Linked DNA regions of Homo sapiens: all the other regions are linked to region 1. The links are chromatin contacts, found by Hi-C or POLR2A ChIA-PET in ENCODE. All regions are on one chromosome and are shown on one strand. The core of a region is the stretch at or near the end of the contact, and the rest is flanking DNA. Distances in the headings are between cores, read along the strand shown.

The links. Hi-C counts contacts between places; a loop is a spot of excess contacts on that map. ChIA-PET counts read pairs that join two places held with the same protein, here RNA polymerase II (POLR2A). Pooled maps may share reads with other maps.
Region 2: a loop to region 1 is called in a pooled map, with 3 times the contacts of the local background. The contact joins two enhancer-like sites. A Hi-C loop is called at or near these places in 1 of 168 maps with a recorded cell type or tissue (naive thymus-derived CD4-positive, alpha-beta T cell), 1 of 37 single-sample maps with no recorded cell type and 6 of 50 pooled maps. POLR2A ChIA-PET finds 5 or more read pairs at or near these places in 23 of 52 experiments (A549, B cell, BJ and 19 more).
Region 3: a loop to region 1 is called in a pooled map, with 3 times the contacts of the local background. The contact joins two enhancer-like sites. A Hi-C loop is called at or near these places in 5 of 50 pooled maps. POLR2A ChIA-PET finds 5 or more read pairs at or near these places in 18 of 52 experiments (A549, AG04449, B cell and 14 more).

Annotation. Positions count from the first base shown.
Region 1 is chr12:110,430,508-110,433,207 of GRCh38, forward strand. No RefSeq gene overlaps it. Among named protein-coding and RNA genes, the nearest start is that of ARPC3, 18 kb to the right of the region's middle. RefSeq lists an enhancer at 1,230-1,339. Within about 2 kb of position 1,309, at least 18 of the 41 ENCODE cell types and tissues checked have a DNase peak (open chromatin) inside an H3K27ac peak, as active enhancers do.
Region 2 is chr12:110,338,204-110,340,903 of GRCh38, forward strand. It overlaps ATP2A2 (ATPase sarcoplasmic/endoplasmic reticulum Ca2+ transporting 2), which reads left to right. Exons shown (of 20, transcript NM_170665.4): 12 at 1,078-1,200; 13 at 1,300-1,518; 14 at 2,456-2,700. Among named protein-coding and RNA genes, the nearest start is that of ATP2A2, 58 kb to the left of the region's middle. RefSeq lists enhancers at 791-890, 2,298-2,700. Within about 2 kb of position 1,451, at least 7 of the 41 ENCODE cell types and tissues checked have a DNase peak (open chromatin) inside an H3K27ac peak, as active enhancers do.
Region 3 is chr12:110,315,541-110,318,240 of GRCh38, forward strand. The region is part of intron 5 of ATP2A2 (ATPase sarcoplasmic/endoplasmic reticulum Ca2+ transporting 2); the gene reads left to right. Among named protein-coding and RNA genes, the nearest start is that of ATP2A2, 36 kb to the left of the region's middle. Within about 2 kb of position 1,356, at least 3 of the 41 ENCODE cell types and tissues checked have a DNase peak (open chromatin) inside an H3K27ac peak, as active enhancers do.

The DNA of each region.
Region 1 (2,700 bases), core at 59-2,558:
AGCAGTGGCTCACGCCTGTAGTCCTAGCACTCTGAGAGGCTGAAGCAGGAGGATCACTTGAGCCCAGGAGTTCGAGATCAGTGTGGGCAACATGGTGAGACCCCATCTTTATTTAAAAAAAAAAAAAAAAAAAAAAAAAGGCCGGGCGCGGTGGTTCACACCTGTAATCCCAGCACTTCAGGAGGCCGAGGCGGGTGGATCACGAGGTCAGGAGATTGAAACCATCCCGGCTAACACGGTGAAACCCCGTCTCTACTAAAAATACAAAAAATTAGCCGGGCGTGGTGGCGGGCGCCTGTAGTCCCAGCTACTCGGGAGGCTGAGGCAGGAGAATGGCATGAACCAGGGAGGCGGAGCTTGCAGTGAGCCGAGATGGTGCCACTGTACTCCAGCTTTGGCGACAGAGTGAGACTCCGTCTCAAAAAAAAAAAAAAAAAAAAAAAAAAAAAAAGAAGGGGAAGAAAATAAAAATCTGAGAACTATTACTAAATTACCTTGTCTAAAAAGTCAACATTATAATTGTTTTTAATGTCAGCATTACATTTCAATTAAAGCTGTATTTTAAAGTTCATACTATTGGACCGGGCGTGGTGGCTCACGCCTGTAATCCTAGCACTTTGGGAGGCTGAAGCGGGTGGATCACCTGAGGTCAGGAGTTTCAGACCAGCCTGGCCAACATGGTGTAACCTTGTCTCCACTAAAAATCCACAAATTAGCTGGGCATCGTGGCGCACGCCTGTAATCCCAGCTATTTGGGAGGCCGAGGCAGGAGAATCGCTTGAACCTAGGAGGTGCAGGTTGCAATGAGCTGAGATTGCGCCACTGCAATCCAGCCTGGGTGACAGAGCAAGGCTCTATCAAAAAAAAAAAATCAGACTATATTCATGTATAATTTATAATAAATCATTTGGAAATTGTCCTCTTGCATATATTAAAAAACAAAATATAACAAAACAAAACACCTACCACGATAAAGTCCCAAGGGGAAATGGTCCAGAAGCTAGTTCCAGCGCCTGTGGCCCGTGCGCCCCCTGCTGGCAGTAACGGAACTGGGAACAGGACCCAGAGTAAGCTGGTTTTCTATCATGATGGTTCCACAATTAAAAAAAAAAAAAAAAAAGGGGCCGGGCACGGTGGCTCACGCCTGTAATCCCAGCACTTTGGAGGGCCAAGGCGGGCGGATCACGAGGTCAGGAGATCGAGACCATCCTGGCTAACACGGTGGTCTCTACTAAAAATACAAAAAAGTTAGGGGGGCGTGGTGGCGGGCGCCTGTAGTCCCAGCTACTCGGCAGGCTGAGGCAGGAGAATGGCGTGAACCCGGAAGGCGGAGCGAGGCGGAGCTTGCAGTGAGCCGAGATCGCGCCACTGCTCTCCAGCCTGGGAGACAGAGCGAGACTACGTCTCAAAAATATATATATATCTATATAGATCTCTACAGATATCTAGATATCTATCTATATATATAGATATTTATCTATAGATATATCTACATATCTATATATAGATCTATATATCTACATATCTATATATAGATATATCTATATAGCTCTATATATCTACATATCTATATATAGATCTATATCTATCGATCTATATATCTAGATATATAGATCGATAGATCTATATCTAGATACATATCTAGATATATAGATCGATAGATCTATCTCTAGATATCTATAGATATCTCTAGATATCTAGATATGTCTATAGATATATATACATACATACATATATTTGGCTGGGCGCGGCGGCTCACGCTTATGCCAGCACTTTGGGAGGCCAAGGCAGGCGGATCACTTAAGGTCAGAAGTTTAAGACCAGCCTGGCCAACGTGGTGATATGTTTAAAATAAAATTTTTTTTTCTTTTTTGAGACAGGGTCTCAACTCTGTCGCCCAGGCTGGAGTGCAGTGGTGCGATCATGGCTCATAGCAGCCTCGACCTCTAGCCACCAGGCCTGGCCCCAAACCTGTAATCTTGAAATGAATCAGGGTGGCTTTCTCTCCTTTCTGACATGTCTGTAACCCCTGTGGCAGAAGTTCCAACCCAAACACCAAAACTCTGATTCTGGGTTAAGAATTTTAATTTAGGACAGGTGCAGTGGCTCATGCCTGTAATCCCAGTGTTTGGGAGGCTGAGGTGGGTGGATCACTTGAGTCCAGGAGTTTGAGACCAGCCTGGACAACACAGCAAAACCTTGTCTTGCTGGGCGCTGTGACTCACACCTGTAATCCCAGGACTTTAAGAGGCCGAGGTGGATGGATCACTTGAGGTCAGGAGTTTGAGACCAGCCTGGCCAATATGGTGAAGCCCCGTCTCTACTAAAAATACAAAATTAGCCAGGCGTGGTGGCACAAGCCTGTAATCCCAGTTACTCAGGAGGCTGAGGCAGGAGAATAGCTTGAACCTGGAAGGCAGAGGTTCCAGTGAGCCAAGATTGCACCACTGCACTCCAGCCTGGGAGACAGAGAGAGACTCAGTCTCAAAAAAAAAAAAAAAAAGCAAAAAACAAACCAAACCAAAACAAAAAACACAAAAAAACATGATACCCCATCTCTACCAAAAATACAAAATTAGCTGGGCCTGGAGATGTGTGCCTGTAGTCCCAGCTACTGGGGAGGCTAAGGCGAGAAGATTGTTTGAGCCCAAGAGGTCGAGGCTGCAGTGGGCCGTGTTCATGCCACTGCACTCCAGCCTG
Region 2 (2,700 bases), core at 201-2,700, 92 kb before region 1:
TACTATAATCAGTAGCCACTAGCTATCTAAAACTACTTAGAATACCTAAAAACACTTCCTTAGATGCCCTAGCCATATTCACTTAAAGTGCTTATCCATCACGTGTGACAGCCACATGAACAGTGGCCACAGAGCATTGCCATCTTTCACAGAGTTCTGGTGGACAGCTCTGCTTGGGGCCATCTCTTCACCTCCAACGTTCCCTAGTTTAAGTCAGTGTCATTATACTGAATGGTATTCCTTGTCTCCCTTCAGCCAATGCTTTTGTTTTTTGAGATGGAGTTTGCTCTTTCGTCCAGGGTGGAGTGAAGTGGCGCAATCTCATCTCACTGGAATCTCTGCCCCCCTGGCTTTAAGCAGTTCTCCTGCCTCGGCCTCCTGAGTAGCTGGGATTACAGGTGCCTGCCACCACACCTAGCTAATTTTTGTAGACAGGGTTTCACCATGTTGGCCAGGCTGGTCATGAACTGCTGACCTCAGGTGATCCACTGCACCCGACCACCTTCAGCCAATTCTTGACAACTGGAGCTTGAGACCCTCCGTTGTCTTCTGTTTTACTTGTCTTAAAAGCCAAATGCCCCATAATGACTTTTGAGGTCTTAATGACCTGCTTCTACCATCCTCTGCCATTACCTGCCTCACCTTTTGCTCATGTAAACTCTATTCCAGCCACGTTGGCACTCCTTTACCATTCCAGGACTTGCCAGGTTGCACTTCCGTTCTCTGCCTGGTGGGTCTTCACCACCACCCACTGGGTTCACACACATCTTTTCAGGCCCCATGGGGCCATCTTTATTCAAATGTCACCGCCTTCTGGCCACTTTATGTAACAGTTCATATGTATGTATGCAAATTTTCTATCCCCCTTCCCTTTTTCTCTATAGCACTTGTGTTACTTTTGCATCTTAGTCTGTCTCTCCCAAAATAGGGGACAAGTTTCATGAGGGCAAAAACCTGTCTGTTTTGTTTATTGCTATATTCCTAGCATCTGTCATGTAATAGGTGTGCTTACTGCTTGTTAGGTAAAAAAGTTCAGAAATTGCCACCCAGTAGTATCCATATTTGTTCCCTTTGTAGGTCATTAAACAGCTGATGAAAAAGGAATTCACTCTAGAGTTTTCACGTGACAGAAAGTCAATGTCGGTTTACTGTACACCAAATAAACCAAGCAGGACATCAATGAGCAAGATGTTTGTGAAGGCAAGTATGGCAGATTGCAATTGAGATGTTCTTGCCAGGGTTAAGATCCCGGTGAACCAATAAAACAAAATTGTTTATCTAAATCTGTAACATTTCCAGGGTGCTCCTGAAGGTGTCATTGACAGGTGCACCCACATTCGAGTTGGAAGTACTAAGGTTCCTATGACCTCTGGAGTCAAACAGAAGATCATGTCTGTCATTCGAGAGTGGGGTAGTGGCAGCGACACACTGCGATGCCTGGCCCTGGCCACTCATGACAACCCACTGAGAAGAGAAGAAATGCACCTTGAGGACTCTGCCAACTTTATTAAATATGAGGTTAGCTAATGAAAAGTTTCTTTGTCCACACCCTGCACGATTCATTGTGTTTAAACAGTACTCCTTCAAGCAAAAGGTCAAACAGTTCTCACTTTTGCCAAGAAAGAGGTGTGGTTATTTGTTTTTCTGCCTGCCAGCTGTGTCACCCTTAAAATTTGCTGCTTCAAACATACATAGTTAATAATTTCATAAAAGTGTTATTTTCAAAGTAGAATATTTTCAAAGTAGAATAATCAAGATGAGCTTAAGCTTGTAAACCCCATTTTGCCTCTCATCTAAATCATGATTTTTTTTAAATTGGTGACATTTCTAGAATATTCATTAGTTACTGAAGGTCAAAAGATCCAAGTTGGAGATTACTTCCACTTTTCTACTCAGAGTAGAATTCTTTTATATCAAGGATGTGACATCCTAAAGCTATGAACAAAATGAAGAAGCTTTGGTACTGTGGGCTCAGAATAGCACAAGAGTTAAAGAATGGTTTGATAACGGGTGTAGTGGTATTTTTTTTTCTCATAAGAAAATGCAAAAACCGCCAGGCACGGTGGCTCAAATGCCTGTAATCTCAGCACTTTGGGAGGCCGAGGCTGGCAGATCACCTGGGGTTGGGGGTTTGAGACCAGCCTGACCAACATGGAGAAACCACATCTCTACTAAAAATACAAAATTAGCCAGGTGTGGTGGCGCATACCTGTAGTCCCAGCTACCCTGGAGGCTGAGGCAGAAGAGTCTCTTGAACCTGGGAGGCGGAGGTCGCAGTGAGCTGAGATTGCGCCATGGCACTCCAGCCTGGGCAACAAGAGCGAAACTCCGCCTCAAAAAAAAAAAAAGAAAAAAAATGCAGAAACCTGTCTCAATGTTTAACTGGGCATTTTTCAAACTAGGGGACAAAAACTAGAACTTGCCACTTTTATTTAAAGTGATGCTCTTATTTTAGACCAATCTGACCTTCGTTGGCTGCGTGGGCATGCTGGATCCTCCGAGAATCGAGGTGGCCTCCTCCGTGAAGCTGTGCCGGCAAGCAGGCATCCGGGTCATCATGATCACTGGGGACAACAAGGGCACTGCTGTGGCCATCTGTCGCCGCATCGGCATCTTCGGGCAGGATGAGGACGTGACGTCAAAAGCTTTCACAGGCCGGGAGTTTGATGAACTCAACCCCTCCGCCCAGCGAGACGCCTG
Region 3 (2,700 bases), core at 106-2,605, 110 kb before region 1:
GGGGATGAGAAGACTAAAACTCAGAGTTTGTAACTTATCCAGGAGCATGTGGCAGTTTGTGGCAGTACTAGGACTGTCAAATGTTAGCAGTATAGCGTATCCTAAAATTTTTATTTTTGGCCGGGTGCGGTGGCTCACGCCTGTAATCCCAGCACTTTGGGAGGCCTAGGTGGGTGGATCACTTGAGGTTGGGAGTTCGAGACCAGCCTGGCCAACGTGGTGAAACCCCATCTCTACTAAAAATACAAAACTTAGCCGGCCGCATCGGCACACGCCTGTAGTCCCAGGTATTTGGGAGGGAGGCAGGAGAATTGCTTGAACCCAGGAGGCGGGGGTTGCAGTGAGCTGAGATCACGCCACTGTGCTCCAGCCTGGGTGACAGAGCAAACAAACAAAATTAGCTTGGTGTGGTGGTGGGCACCTGTAATCCCAGCTACTCGGGAGGCTGAGGCAGGAAAATCGCCTGAACCTGGGAGGTGGAGGTTACAGTGAGCCGAGATCATGCCACTGCACTCCAGCCTGGGCAACAAAGCTAGTCTCCATCTCAAAAAGTAAAATAAAATAAAATGTTTATTTCCAAGTTAGTCTTAGCATTTGTTTCAAACGCTTTACCATCTTGGTAGTTCTCTTTGGTACCCAGATTGAATGCAGTTATGTAAATGGAGTCTGGTTGTCATTCTAGACATTTTTTGTCTTCTGACAGTCTATGGAAATTTCTTTGGCAGTCTTAATTACTCTACCAGCTAAAACTACAGTCTTTCTTAGGTGTTCTTCCCATCCCCCCATTCCTAAATTTCTAGACTTTTACTGGCATAGATTATTTTGGTTTTAGTCTAAACGTAGAATTTAAGCAACTACCATTATTGAACCTCATTTAGCTTAACCAAAGCTGTTATCTCTTTGGACCCTGATTTTTTATTGTTTCTAGCTTCGTGATGTTCTTCAACTTGGTAATTAGAAGTCTTTTGCTACATGTATACTAAAGGAAATATGTGTGCCAAATGCTTTATTCATTGACAGATATTTTATTTGACACCCACTGTGTGCCAGGTATAGTGGTAGGGCTAGGAAATCAGTGATGTCTGAGTGACTCTGCCTTTATGGAGCTTTTGGTTTTAGTGGGGAAGATTCATGAAGACCATGCGAGTGTAAGGAAAGGACAGGATGCTCTGTGGGCACACAGTGAGGGATGCCAGCCTAATCTGGGAGTTAGAGGAAAGCCTTACTATTTATGGGAGAAGAAAGGGTATGTGAAGGCCCAGAAACAAGTTAGAGGAACTGAAGAGCATAGTGTGTGATGCTCAGAGGGAGGTGAGAGGGTGACAGGCAAACAGCACTTGGGTCATGGAGGCTGTTATAAGCCCGGGTTGGGATGCCAAAGAAGCTGTTGAAAGATTTTAAAACAGGAGGAGATCACGTTTGCCATTTTAAAGACAGTACTGTCTAAGAAACAGATTGGGAGCAAACCACAGTAGTATAATGGGGTATTGTGTAATGTTCCTTCCCTGTTCACCGTGAGGCCTGGAAGTAGTTTAAAGTAGTCAAGTAGAGCTTCTCAAATGAAGAATTTCATTCAGTCTCTGCTAAACTACAAAATTTATGACTCAAATTGGAAACACGGTGAAAATTTTGAGTCACAGTTAAATGTTTAAGTAGTTTAAGATAAATCTGTTATGCCTTGTGTTTCCTAGGAGCCATTTAGATTCAAAAACAACAGTGGCATTTAGAAGGTAATTTCTGGTCTTAAATAGTGTTTTTCTTATAAAAGATTTTAATAACTGGTGTTTGCCACAATAAATTAGGTTTTTAAAATGCATAATACAATTGATTAATAAAAAGGATTTTTTAAAAAAATAATGCTGATTTTTGGTTTGTTTGGGTTTTTTTTGAGATGGAGTCTCACTGTGTCACCCAGGCTGGAGTGCAGTGGCGCAATCTCAGCTCACTGCAACCTCAGCCTCCAAGTAGCTACAATTATAGGCGCCCGCCACCATGCCGGGCTAATTTTTATATTTTTAGTAGAGACGGAGTTTCACCATGTTGGCCAGGCTGGTCTCAAACTCCTGACCTCAAATGCTTCGTCCGCCTTGGCCTCCCAAAGTGCTGGGATTACAGGTGTGAGCCACCATGCCCGGCTTGAATAATGGTAGTTTTAACCATCAGTATTTATATTTGACATAAGTGGTACAAATAATGTTTCAGTATCATGGCTTATAAACGTTTGCATGGAGTTCTAAAACGTGGCAAACTGATAATTTAATGAACTCTTACTTGAACTCTTGTGCAAGTATACTGTGAGGATTTTGTTCTGATTGGAAATCTTTATTGTAATAGCAAATTAAAGAGCTGTGGATTTTCAAGAGCTGAATTTGAAAGGTGTCAGATGTTAAATGGAAGGTAATTCAGAGTTTATTCTTTTATTGTACCTGCCTCCACCCAAAGAGTCAGAGAAAAACATTTGGAAGAAAAAATTGCAGAGCATCCCTTTGGCAAGAGTAAGAATTTTCCACTACCACTTGCCCTAAGAGCATTGACATGCCTCACCAGGGAAATGTTACAGGATGTGATCATCGGAACAGCCTAGCCTGCTCTTCATGCACAAAATCCTTTGTCTGAAATTCACAGAAGCCTCTCCAGACAAAGGGAAATTGTTGTGTCTTCACTTGAAAAGTATTCGGTGGACCTTTACTTTCATGAACC